Regions from separate parts of the Homo sapiens genome. Here region 1 is linked to region 2. The links are chromatin loops, found by intact Hi-C in ENCODE. Cell type or tissue: endothelial cell of umbilical vein. All regions are shown on one strand. Each heading gives the region's core, and the rest is flanking DNA. Links, peaks and the distances in the headings are about the cores only. Region 1 overlaps GPX4 (glutathione peroxidase 4). Region 2 overlaps ARID3A (AT-rich interaction domain 3A).

What was found. A loop is a pair of places that touch in the nucleus more often than their neighbours do. Peaks named below come from ENCODE experiments on the same cell type or tissue, not always from the same donor. Only the 100,000 strongest peaks of a DNase experiment are listed, where the experiment ranks them.
Region 1: a loop joins it to region 2, with 2.3 times the contacts of the local background. A loop is called at or near these places in 12 of 110 quality-filtered maps.

The regions. Positions count from the first base shown.
Region 1 is chr19:1,105,234-1,110,569 of GRCh38, reverse strand. It overlaps GPX4 (glutathione peroxidase 4), which reads right to left. Exons shown (of 7, transcript NM_002085.5): 2 at 5,290-5,336; 3 at 5,060-5,204; 4 at 4,761-4,912; 5 at 4,304-4,328; 6 at 4,111-4,170; 7 at 3,791-4,030. The coding sequence ends at 3,998. SBNO2 (strawberry notch homolog 2) reads left to right here. Exons shown (of 32, transcript NM_014963.3): 27 at 793-887; 28 at 972-1,064; 29 at 1,147-1,278; 30 at 1,359-1,435; 31 at 1,601-1,791; 32 at 1,866-2,932. The coding sequence ends at 2,350. Among named protein-coding and RNA genes, the nearest start is that of GPX4, 3.9 kb to the right of the region's middle. RefSeq lists enhancers at 3,559-3,728, 3,274-4,150. In endothelial cell of umbilical vein, for the core only: CTCF peaks have their summits at 3,178 and 3,382; no DNase peak of the experiment used is centred there; H3K4me3 peaks cover 529 bases; H3K27ac peaks cover 34 bases.
Region 2 is chr19:932,796-938,154 of GRCh38, reverse strand. The region is part of intron 3 of ARID3A (AT-rich interaction domain 3A); the gene reads right to left. Among named protein-coding and RNA genes, the nearest start is that of ARID3A, 9.4 kb to the right of the region's middle. RefSeq lists enhancers at 3,073-3,603, 4,667-5,197, 5,198-5,359 and a silencer at 4,916-4,965. In endothelial cell of umbilical vein, for the core only: no CTCF peak of the experiment used is centred there; a DNase peak (open chromatin) is centred at 3,034; H3K27ac peaks cover 334 bases.

The sequences.
Region 1 (5,336 bases), core at 337-5,336, 170 kb before region 2:
CATCCCAGGTGGGCTCGGGGCTCGTGGGAACACCGTGCATTGTGGGTGAGCACGGCGAGGGCCTAGGTGGGCAAGGGGCTCGTGGAAGCGCCATGCATCCTGGGTGAGCGAGGGTACTGGGTGAGACTGGGCGGATGCAGGCACAGGGCTCGTGGGATCACCGTGCACGTCTCTGGAAGGTGCCCAGGCTGGTGCACGCTGCCCACCATGCTCATCCCCAGGCTTCACGGGGCACCTGCTACATTGTTGTGAACGAAAGGCCGGCGAGCCTGTGCTTCCAGCCTCATGGGGCCAGGCCTGTCCATCAGGACCACTTCCCTGTGTCCAGATGAGGGTCGGGTCCGGGCCATGGCTACTTCACTCATGAGCAGTGCCGCAGCCAACCAGGCTCCCACGATCCCCCACAGCCTGCTTGGGGTCACCCAGCACCTGAGCAGCCCCCAGGCTCCTACAATCTCCTCACAGCCTGCTTGGGGTTACCTAGGATCTGAGCGGCCCCCAGGCTCCCACGATCCCCCACAGCCTGCTCGGGGTTACATAGGACCTGAGCGGCCCCCAGGCTCCCACGATCCCCCACAGCCTGCTCGGGGTTACCTAGGACCTGAGCGGTTGCCAGGTTGGGGCCCACGTGCACCATCCCCACGCTGGGCCAGGTCAGGCCAGGATCCAGGACACCCTCTCCTGTGCTCTCGGGGGGTCGTCTCTAGGGTGCGCCCCGGCTACGGGACTGACCCTGGCCCCAGCCCACAGTCCCAGGCCTGGACACCACTTACCCTCCACCCGCCCCCCTAGACCTTGCTCCCGGTATCGAGGAGATCTACGAGGAGAGCCAGCAGGTGTTCCTGGCTCCCGGGCACCCGCAGGACGGGCAGGTGGTCTTCTACAAGGTCAGCAGGAAGCCCCACAGCCCCTCACACTCTGCCCACCCCGCCCCCACCACACTCACACCCCCCCACCCCGTGCCGTGGCAGATCAGCGTGGACCGCGGCCTGAAGTGGGAGGACGCCTTTGCCAAGTCGCTGGCGCTGACGGGCCCCTATGACGGCTTCTACCTCTCCTACAAGGTGGGGTCGGGCGGGGTTACCCCCCCAGAGGAGGGCCCGCGGGGGGCGGACCGGGGCGCGGCCTCAACGCCCCCCTCCGCAGGTCCGCGGTAACAAGCCCAGCTGCCTGCTGGCGGAGCAGAACCGCGGCCAGTTCTTCACGGTGTACAAGCCCAACATCGGCCGGCAGAGCCAGCTGGAGGCCCTGGACAGCCTCCGCCGCAAGTTCCACCGGGTAGGCGGCCGCCGGGCGCAGCTTTCGCTCGGGTTGCCGGCCCTGACCCCGCCCAGGCTCATGCGGCCCTGTGTCCCTAGGTCACCGCGGAGGAGGCCAAGGAGCCCTGGGAGAGTGGCTACGCTTTGTCGCTGACGCACTGCAGCCACAGCGCCTGGTGAGGGCGGGCCGGGGACCAGGGGGAAACCGGCAGATGGCGGCGACCCAGGCGGGGATCGGGGGCTCCCGAGACCCTGAGAGGAGGCGGGAGATCTCAGGGCACCTGGGGAGCCTGCGGGCCCCTGGGACCCGCCTGAGCCGAGACGACCCGTCTCGTCCGCAGGAACCGGCACTGCCGGCTGGCGCAGGAGGGTAAGGACTGCCTGCAGGGGCTGCGGCTGCGGCACCACTACATGCTGTGCGGCGCGCTGCTGCGCGTGTGGGGCCGCATCGCCGCCGTCATGGCCGACGTCAGCAGCAGCAGCTACCTGCAGATCGTGCGGCTGAAGACCAAGGACAGGAAGAAGCAAGTGGGTGAGTGGGCGGCGGGCGCCCCGGGAAGGCCCGAGCCCCCAGCGCCGGCCCTGACCCCGACGCTCTGCCCGCAGGCATCAAGATCCCCGAGGGCTGCGTGCGCCGGGTGCTGCAGGAGCTGCGGCTGATGGATGCGGACGTGAAGCGCAGGCAGGCGCCCGCCCTGGGCTGCCCCGCCCCGCCCGCCCCGCGCCCGCTGGCGCTGCCTTGCGGCCCCGGAGAGGTGCTGGACCTCACCTACAGCCCCCCGGCCGAGGCCTTCCCGCCGCCCCCGCACTTCTCTTTCCCGGCGCCGCTGTCCCTGGACGCCGGCCCCGGCGTCGTGCCGCTGGGCACCCCCGACGCCCAGGCCGACCCTGCGGCCCTCGCGCACCAGGGCTGCGACATCAACTTCAAGGAGGTGCTGGAGGACATGCTGCGCTCGCTGCACGCGGGGCCGCCCTCCGAGGGCGCGCTGGGGGAGGGCGCGGGGGCGGGGGGCGCGGCGGGCGGTGGTCCCGAGCGGCAGAGCGTGATCCAGTTCAGCCCACCCTTCCCCGGCGCCCAGGCTCCTCTCTGACACGCCTTTAGGCGAAACATGCCCCAAGACACAGGGACCGTTTCTCCCCTAGGAGCAGCGGTGGGGAGCAGGGCCAAGGTCCCCTGACCACTGCTCAGAGGAGCCCTAGGCCCTGGCCGCAGTGCCTTCAGCGCCCGACCCGGGCCCCCACCTGGTCAGCCCTGGCGGGGCCCACTCAGGACAGCTGGGGGCCGGGGCGTGGCAGGGCCCTCTCTGTGCCTCTCCTCCCAAGTAGGAAGGGGCTCCGGGTGGCTGCTCTGGGACTGGGCACCCACAAGGGCTCAGTGGGCCCAAACCCTTGAAATCCGTGAAACCGGGTGGTCCCAAGAGCTAGAAACTCAGGAAACCCCAGGTGCTCAGGGCCCCGCGTCTCGGGGGCTCCGTGGGGCAGACCCCTGCTAATATATGCAATTCTCCCTCCCCCAGCCCTTCCCTGACCCCTAAGTTATTGCCCGCTCACCTCTCCCAGGCCCCAGGCCGCGGAGCTGGCAGGGTGGCGCCTGCGGTTTCTATGTATTTATAGCAAGTTCTGATGTACATATGTAAAGGACTTTTTTAAATATATGTGCCTTTTGCCTACTTCCCACGGAGTCTGCTCCTCAGCCTGTGGGACAGGGAGGGAAGGGCAGGGGTGTGTGGGCATCCCCCCAGGCTCTCCTGGTTACCAGGCCTTTCTGCCCACTGCCTGTGCTGGCCCCATGTGGATGAGAGGGGACGAGGGCTGGGAGAGACAGACCTCTCAACCCAGTGTCTGGGGCAGGTGCCATGGACCGTCCATTCCACAGACCCCCAGTGGGGGCAGCTGGGATCAGCCACCCTGGCAGGCTGCAGTCCCTCTAGCTGTGCAGGTGGGCAGCCAGGCCGTGTCCAGACAGCCCCCGGGTCCCATGAACGGTGGCTGGTACTGCTCTACCAGCCCCTCCTGGCCTGTCCATCCCCAGCCCTCACGGAGGGACTCTGTGCAAACAGTAACCACCCAGCCACCCCCACACCCCCCAGCCAGGTGAGGCCCCAAGGGCCGGTGTGGGTGCCCAACCCATCCCCAGCACCAGGGCCACGCTGTTCCTCGGGCCTCTGCACTTCTGCTTCCTGGCCAGGGGAGGCCCCAGTAGCCACCTCCTAACAGTTAAGGCCCGGGGCCAGGAAGCACAGCCACTTAGAATTATCTCCTCCAAGACTCGGCACTACACCAGGCCCTGCCTGTGCACAGCAGGTGGGGCTGCACGGATTAAGAGCCAGGGCTGGGTGTCCAACGGGCCCAGATCTCACTGCACCCCAGCACTGCAGCCAGCACAGCCCCCCGAGCCTGGAGGAAGAGGGGGCAACAACACGCCACCTCCATGGCACCCCCAGCCTGGCAGCTGACGGCAACTGGCCCTGACATGGAGGGGCCCCTGGCAAAAGGGCCCCCCAAGCCCCTACGCAGAAAGATCCAGCAGGCTAATTTGTCTGTTTATTCCCACAAGGTAGCCAGGGGTGGGGGCGCCGAGCCAAGCCCAGCAGGCCATGGGACCTTCCTCCGGCGGGGTGCACGCTGGATTTTCGGGTCTGCCCCACCAGCAGGTTTGCAGGCAGGCCGTCATGAGTGCCGGTGGAAGGCTCCAAGGGCGTGGGCAGGGGCTCGGGCGGGGCCACACACTTGTGGAGCTAGAAATAGTGGGGCAGGTCCTTCTCTATCACCTGTCGGGGAGGAAAGCTGGGTTAGGGCAGCTACCTCCCAAGCCCCCGAGCCTCAAGCGGGCTCCCTAGAGAGGACCTACCAGGGGCTCCTCCATGGGTCCGTAGCGCTTCACCACGCAGCCGTTCTTGTCGATGAGGAACTGTGGAGAGACGGTGTCCAAACTGTGGGGCCACCCCTGCAAGGGGCTGAGGCTGCCCTTCCTGTCCGCTGCCCATCTGGGCCACGGCTGTGGCCAGGGGAAGCTGGTCCCCTACCCCCCACAGCCCCCTTACCTTGGTGAAGTTCCACTTGATGGCACTGGAAAAGAAGCACATGGACGTGAGCGTCCCCAGCAGCCCCCCACAGTCCCCAAGCTGTCCTGTCTCCAGGAGGCCACAAGGGTGTGAGCTTCCCCGGCTGCCTCCACAGCCACAGTGCCCCCAAGCCCCCCCAGAGCCATCTTACCCCAGGAGGCCATGCAGTGTGAGAGTCCCAACAGCCCCCCACAGGCCCCCGAGCCATCCTGTCCCCAGGAGGCCACAAAGGTGTGGGCATCCCTGGCTGCCTCCACAGCCCTCTATGTCCCCCTGAGCCATCTTACCCCCAGGAGGCCACGCGATGTGAGAGTCCCAGCACCTCCCCGCAACCGCCCCCCGAGCCATGAGCCATTCTGCCCCAGGGAGGTGTGAGCATCCCAGCAGCCCCCCCACCCCCACCCCAGCAGCCGTACTGTCCCCAGAGGTCACGCACTTTCCCAGGATGCCCTTGCCCTTGGGTTGGATCTTCATCCACTTCCACAGCGGGTGGGCGTCGTCCCCGTTCACGCAGATCTTGCTGAACATATCGAATTTGACGTTGTAGCCCGCGGCGAACTCTTTGATCTCTTCGTTACTCCCTGGCTCCTGTGGCGGCCAAGGTGTGTGAGTGAGTCGGGGGCTGGCACCCCCTCAGTCCGGGCCCCCTGCACACTCCCAGGCCCTCTCCAGGCTGGAGCCCACCCCGACCCCCACCCACCCGCCTCTGCGGGCCCCGGGGACGCAGCAGCCCACCTGCTTCCCGAACTGGTTACACGGGAAGGCCAGGATCCGCAAACCACACTCAGCGTATCGGGCGTGCAGGTCGACGAGCTGAGTGTAGTTTACTTCGGTCTTGCCTCACTGGGAGGCCACGTTGGTGACGATGCACACGAAGCCCCTGCGAGGATCGGCGGCGTCAGCGCAGAAGAACACGGCCCCCTCCCAGGGCCCGACCCCGCGCCCCACCCCAGGCGAGCGCCCACCGGTACTTGTCCAGGTTAACCATGTGCCCGTCGATGTCCTTGGCGGA
Region 2 (5,359 bases), core at 51-5,050:
AGTCGACAACAGGCCGGGCGCGGTGGCTCACGTCTGTGATCCCAGCACTCTGGGACGCTGAGGTGTGAGGATCACCTGAGGTTGGGAGTTCAAGACCACCCTGCCCAACACGGTGAAACCCCGTCTCTACTAAAAATACAAAAAATTAGCCGGGCGCAGTGGCTCACACCTGTAATCTCAGCACTTTGGGAGGCCGAGGCGGGCGGATCACGAGGTCAAGAGATCGAGACCATCCTGGCTAACACGGTGAAACCCCATCTCTACTAAAAAATACAAAAAAATTAGCTGGGCGTGGTGGCAGGTGCCTGTAGTCCCAGCTACTCGGGAGGCTGAGGCAGGAGAATGGCGTGAACCCGGGAGGTGGAGGTTGCAGTGAGCCGAGATCGCCCCATTGCACTCCAGCCTGGGTGACAGAGCAAGACTCTGTCTCAAAAAAAAAAAAAAAAAAAAAAAAAGTCGACAATAACAAGTGGTGAGGATGTAGAGGAACTGGAACCCACATCTGTGGCTGGTGGGAAGGTAACGTGGGCAGCTGCTTGCTAAACAGTCTAGCAGTTCCTCTGATGGGTGAATATGGAGTCACCAGCAGACCCAGCAATTCTCCCAGATACACACCCAAAAGTAATACAAACGTACGCCCACATAAAAACGTGTACAGCACTACAAACCCAAAAGGCAGAAACAGGTCGAGTGGTCACCAACAGCGGAACGGGCAAACACAATACGGCACATCCATCCAGCGGAGTATGACTCAGCCGTGAAAAGGAAGGAGACTCCGACCCAGGCCACGGTGCTGATGCACCTGGAGGACGTCACGCTCAGTGAGATACGCCAGACACAAAAGGCCACGCAGTGTGTGATCCCATTTCTTTTCTTTGTTCTTGTTTTTCTGAGATGGAGTCTCCCTCTGTTGCCCAGGCTGGAGTGCAGTGGCGCGATCTCGGCTCACGGCAATCTCCGCCTCCCGGGTTCAAGCGGTTCTGTCTCAACCTCCCGAGTGCTGGGATTATAGGTGCCCGCCACCACACCCAGCTAATTTTTGTATTTTTAGTAAAGACAGGGTTTTGCTGTGTTGGCCAGGCTGGTCTCAAACTCCTGACCTCAGGTGCTCTGCCCACCTCAGCCTCCCAAAGTACAGGGATTACAGGCGTGAAGCACTGCACCCAGCTATGTGATCCCATTTCTATAAAATGTCCAGAACAGGCCAATCCACAGAGGCAGGAGGGGATGTGTGGTTGCCAGGGGCTGGGGCGTGCTGGTAGAATAGGGGGATAATAGTTAAAGGGTCAGGGTTTATTTTATTTTATTTATTTAGAGACAGAATCTCTCTCTGCCACACAGGCTGGAGTGCAGTGGCATGATCTCGGCTCACTGTAACCTCTGCTTCTGAGTTCAAGTGATTCCCCTGCCTCAGCCTCCCAAGTAGCTGGGACTACAGGCGCGTGCTGCCACGCCCGGCTAATTTTTTATATTTTTAGTAGAGACAGGGTTTCACCGTGTTAGCCAGGATGGTCTCGATCTCCTGACCTCGTGATCCGCCTGCCCCGGCCTCCCAAAGTGCTGGGATTGCAGACGTGAGCCACTGCACCCACCCTATCCTTCTTATTTTTTCGAGACAGGGTCTCGCTCTGTCACCAAGCTGGAGTGTGGTGGCGCGATCACGGCTCACTGCAGCCTTGTCCTCCTGGGCTCAAGGGATCCTCCCACCTCAGGGTCCCAAGTAGCTGGGACTACAGGTGTGCGCCACCACACTCAGCTAATTTTTGTAGAGATGGGGTCTTGCTATACCGCCCAGGCTGGTGTAGAACTCCTGGGCTCAGGCTATCTGCCCATCTCGGCCTCCCACAGTGCCGGGATCACAGGTGTGAGCCACTGTGCCTGGCCCCAATCGTACAATTAAAACAGTGAATTGTATGGCATATGAAGTATAGCCCAATAAAGCTGTTTTTTAAGATTCATCTCAAATTCATTCAACACTTATTAGAATTGTTGAGACTAAAGGTTCAAATCCTTAAGCAGCTGAAGATCTGTGATTAACCGCCTGTGCGTGTAAAATCCCATCACGGGCCGGGCGCGGTGGCTCACGCCTTTAATCCCAGCGCTTTGGGAGGCCGAGGCAGGCGGATCACAAGGTCAGGAGATCGAGACCATCCTGGCTAACACGGTGAAACCTTGTCTCTACTAAAAATACAAAAAATTAGCCGGGCGCGGTGGCGGATGCCTGTAGTCCCAGCTACTCGGGAGGCTGAGGCAGGAGAATGGCGTGAACCCGGGAGGTAGAGCTTGCAGTGAGCCGCGATCGCGCCACTGTACTCCAGCCTGGGCGACAGAGCGAGACTCCGTCTCAAAAAATAAATAAACAAATATATAAATAAAATCCTACCATGGTGGGGTGCGGTGGCTCACGCCTGTAATCCCAGCACTTTGGGAGGCCAAGGAGGGCAGATCACCTGAGCCCAGGAGTTCTAGACCAGCCTGGGCAACATAGCAAGACCCCGTCTCTACAAAAATTAGCTGAGTTTGGTGGCGCCCGTCTGTACTCGCAGCTACTCAGGAGGCTGAGGCAGAAGGATCGCTTGAACCCAGGAGATCGAGGCTGCAGTGAGTTAGGACAGCACCACTACACTCCAGCCTACCCGACAGAGTAAGACCCTGCCTCAAAAATAATAATAATCCAATAAAATCCTACCGTGGCCGCTTTCTAGAAGCTGGGCCTGCTGTGTGGGTGACAGGAGGCCACCAGGAGGCTACGTCAGACATCAGGAGGCTGAGATCCTAATCACTGCCCGACACGTGCTGGCCTCCAAAACTGCACGTCCCCAGGCCCCAGGCAGCAAGGTTCCAGGTGTCCAAGGAAAGAACCCGTGGCCCTGAGCCTGCTGCGCCCGGCCCCCCGCCGCGGCCTGGCCACCCACCAGACCTGCAGCCGACAGCAGAATTTCACAGCTGTCGAGGATTTGCAGGCGGAAGTTAGCCCCGAGCCCTGCCAGGACCTGGGAGGAAGAGGCAGAGACGGTGCCAAGCGGCCGGCCAGCGGGCCAGGCCTGCCACGTGCCAGGAAGGGGGTGGGGCAGGCGCCAGAGTCAACAGGGGCCCCAGTAGGGGCCGGGCGGGAGGTAACACTGACTGGGCTGGTTGGGCCCAGGCCACTGTTGACACTGGGAACACAGGTGTCTGGCCAGCTGGGCGGGCGGCGGCATCGGCGGCTGGACCTGCCACGAACAGCCCAGGATAAGATCCCAGGACTGGCTGGGCACCGTGGCTCAGGCCTGTAATCCCAGCACTTTGGGAAGCTGAGTGAGGCAGATCACTTGAGCCCAGGAGTTTGAGACCAACCTGGGCAACACCGTGAAAGCCCTTCTCTAGAGAAAAAAAAGTCACAGGACTGCAGGGCGGGGGCCTCCCCCCACCCCCGCTGCCCACGACCATCCCTAGGCCCTCATCTTCTCGGAGTTCCAATCCCGTCTCCCGCAAGACCCAGAGGCGGCACCCGGTCCCTACACACAAGCCGAGCTTTAGTCCACCTCAGGGCCTCTGCACTGCCCGGTACACCCAGGGGGCAGGTGCGGGGCGGCAGGATCTCCAGGAATACCTGAGGCTGCCGGTGACACAGTGACCCCCCTCCCTGCACTGGCCTCAGTTTCCCCATCTCGGCTTCCCGCTGCAGAAAAACCCCACATGGCACCTACAACCCTGACCCGCGGTGTCGCCCAGACAAGGTAGACAGTGGCTTCTGCCTCCTGCCTTCGCTCAGGACATGCTGCGGGCTGTGGGGTCAGGGCGCCTGGCCCCTCATCCCTGCCTGGTCTGGGCCAGTCACCCCAAAACTCCCCCATCGGCTTTGGGCCTTGGAGGCCGGGGCTGTCTGGGCGGGGCGTGTGTCCAGGGTCAGGGGGTCCCATTCACCTCTGACCCCCGAAGGACCGACTGAATGGGGGGCCTTGACCCTCCCTCTCGGCTTGGCTATAACCCTGCGGGGATGGAGGTCTCCGTCCGGCTCCTGCCCGCCCCTCCAGCCCAGGGCTCCCTGCGGGCTGAGTCCCGGGCAGATGGCGAATATTGGGTGAATGTTAAATTAATTGGTGAATTAAATTAATGAAATTAAAGAGAATCCACTCTCAGCATGCTCATCCGTATCATCTTAAACCCAGAAAAGATCACAAGACCCCTCCTCCCAACACTGAGCCTCTGTTTTCTCACTGGCAGAATGGGACGCGCGGCAGTGTGGCCCGTGGAGCATCCCCTTCTGCAGGAGTGGGAAACTGAGTCACAGAGCAGGGTGGAATCAGCGAGACGCCCCCCCCCCCCACCGAGTCCCCGCCGCTGCCCTGGCCATTCTCCCACACCGTGTCCGGCTTTCAGCTCTTTACTATTTGTGAGTTTCCAGGCAGCCCAACCTTAAGTCTCTTGAGGGCTGCTGGGGTTAGGGCCGCCCCTTAAGCTACCCGGCACCCCTGGAGTCAGGAGCCCCGGGGAGGCCCCCCTGGGTGTCTGTGCCTTGGCCCCTCCTAGGAGGCTCCTCAGAGCGGATTCTGGAAGCCCAGGGCCGAAGGGGCTGCCCCGAGGCAGGCATGTCCCAGCGTGTCCATCATCCACCTCCCTGCGGGAGCCCAGACCAGCTCCAGCCCCGGGCGAGGAGGTGGCTCCCCCCAGCCGCGCCCAGAGGTCGAGGCAGAGCCCAGCTGGACGAGGGCTGGAATGTGAGCCTGGCCACCATCTGGTTTCCATCTGCCCGGCCCAGCACGGCCCAACTTCAAAGCATCCCCCGCCCGGCCACTTCCTCTGGCCTGGCCGCCTGCGGGGAAAGGCTGGGGCGGCCCCTACTTCCTCCTTCAGCCTGGGGTCCCTGAGACCCCCTGCCGGCCCCAGCCTTAACCGCCCACTCGGAGCCTCACAGGCCCTGGCTCCTGCGTCTCCTGCAGCCACACCTGAGCCACCCCCACATCCCCTCGGCTGCCAGCTGCAGCCCGCAACCCCCCACGGCTCTCCACAGATGCCAGGGGACAGAGGAGGCCAAGTCACCACGTCACCAAGGCCCCGGCCTCTCTGCCCGCATCGCCCGCAGGCCTGGTTCCTCCAACCCAAGCCCAGCTCGGGCCGGCGCCAGCCTCTCCCTCCCAGGCCCACCTTTCCATCTCTGCCCCATCACCTCCGATATGGGGGCCGTGGAGCCCCCCAGGTTTCTCCTACCCGGCCGGGTGCTCCTCACACATCCCACATCAGAGCAATGAACAGCCAGCTGGTCGAGCCCACGCCCAGGAGGGAAGCACAGGAAGCACAGCTACCGCAGGAACCCCCAGCTCTCAACTCGACGCCCGGCTCAGCACACACCCCGTGCAACGTGGGCCTTCAAAGGGCC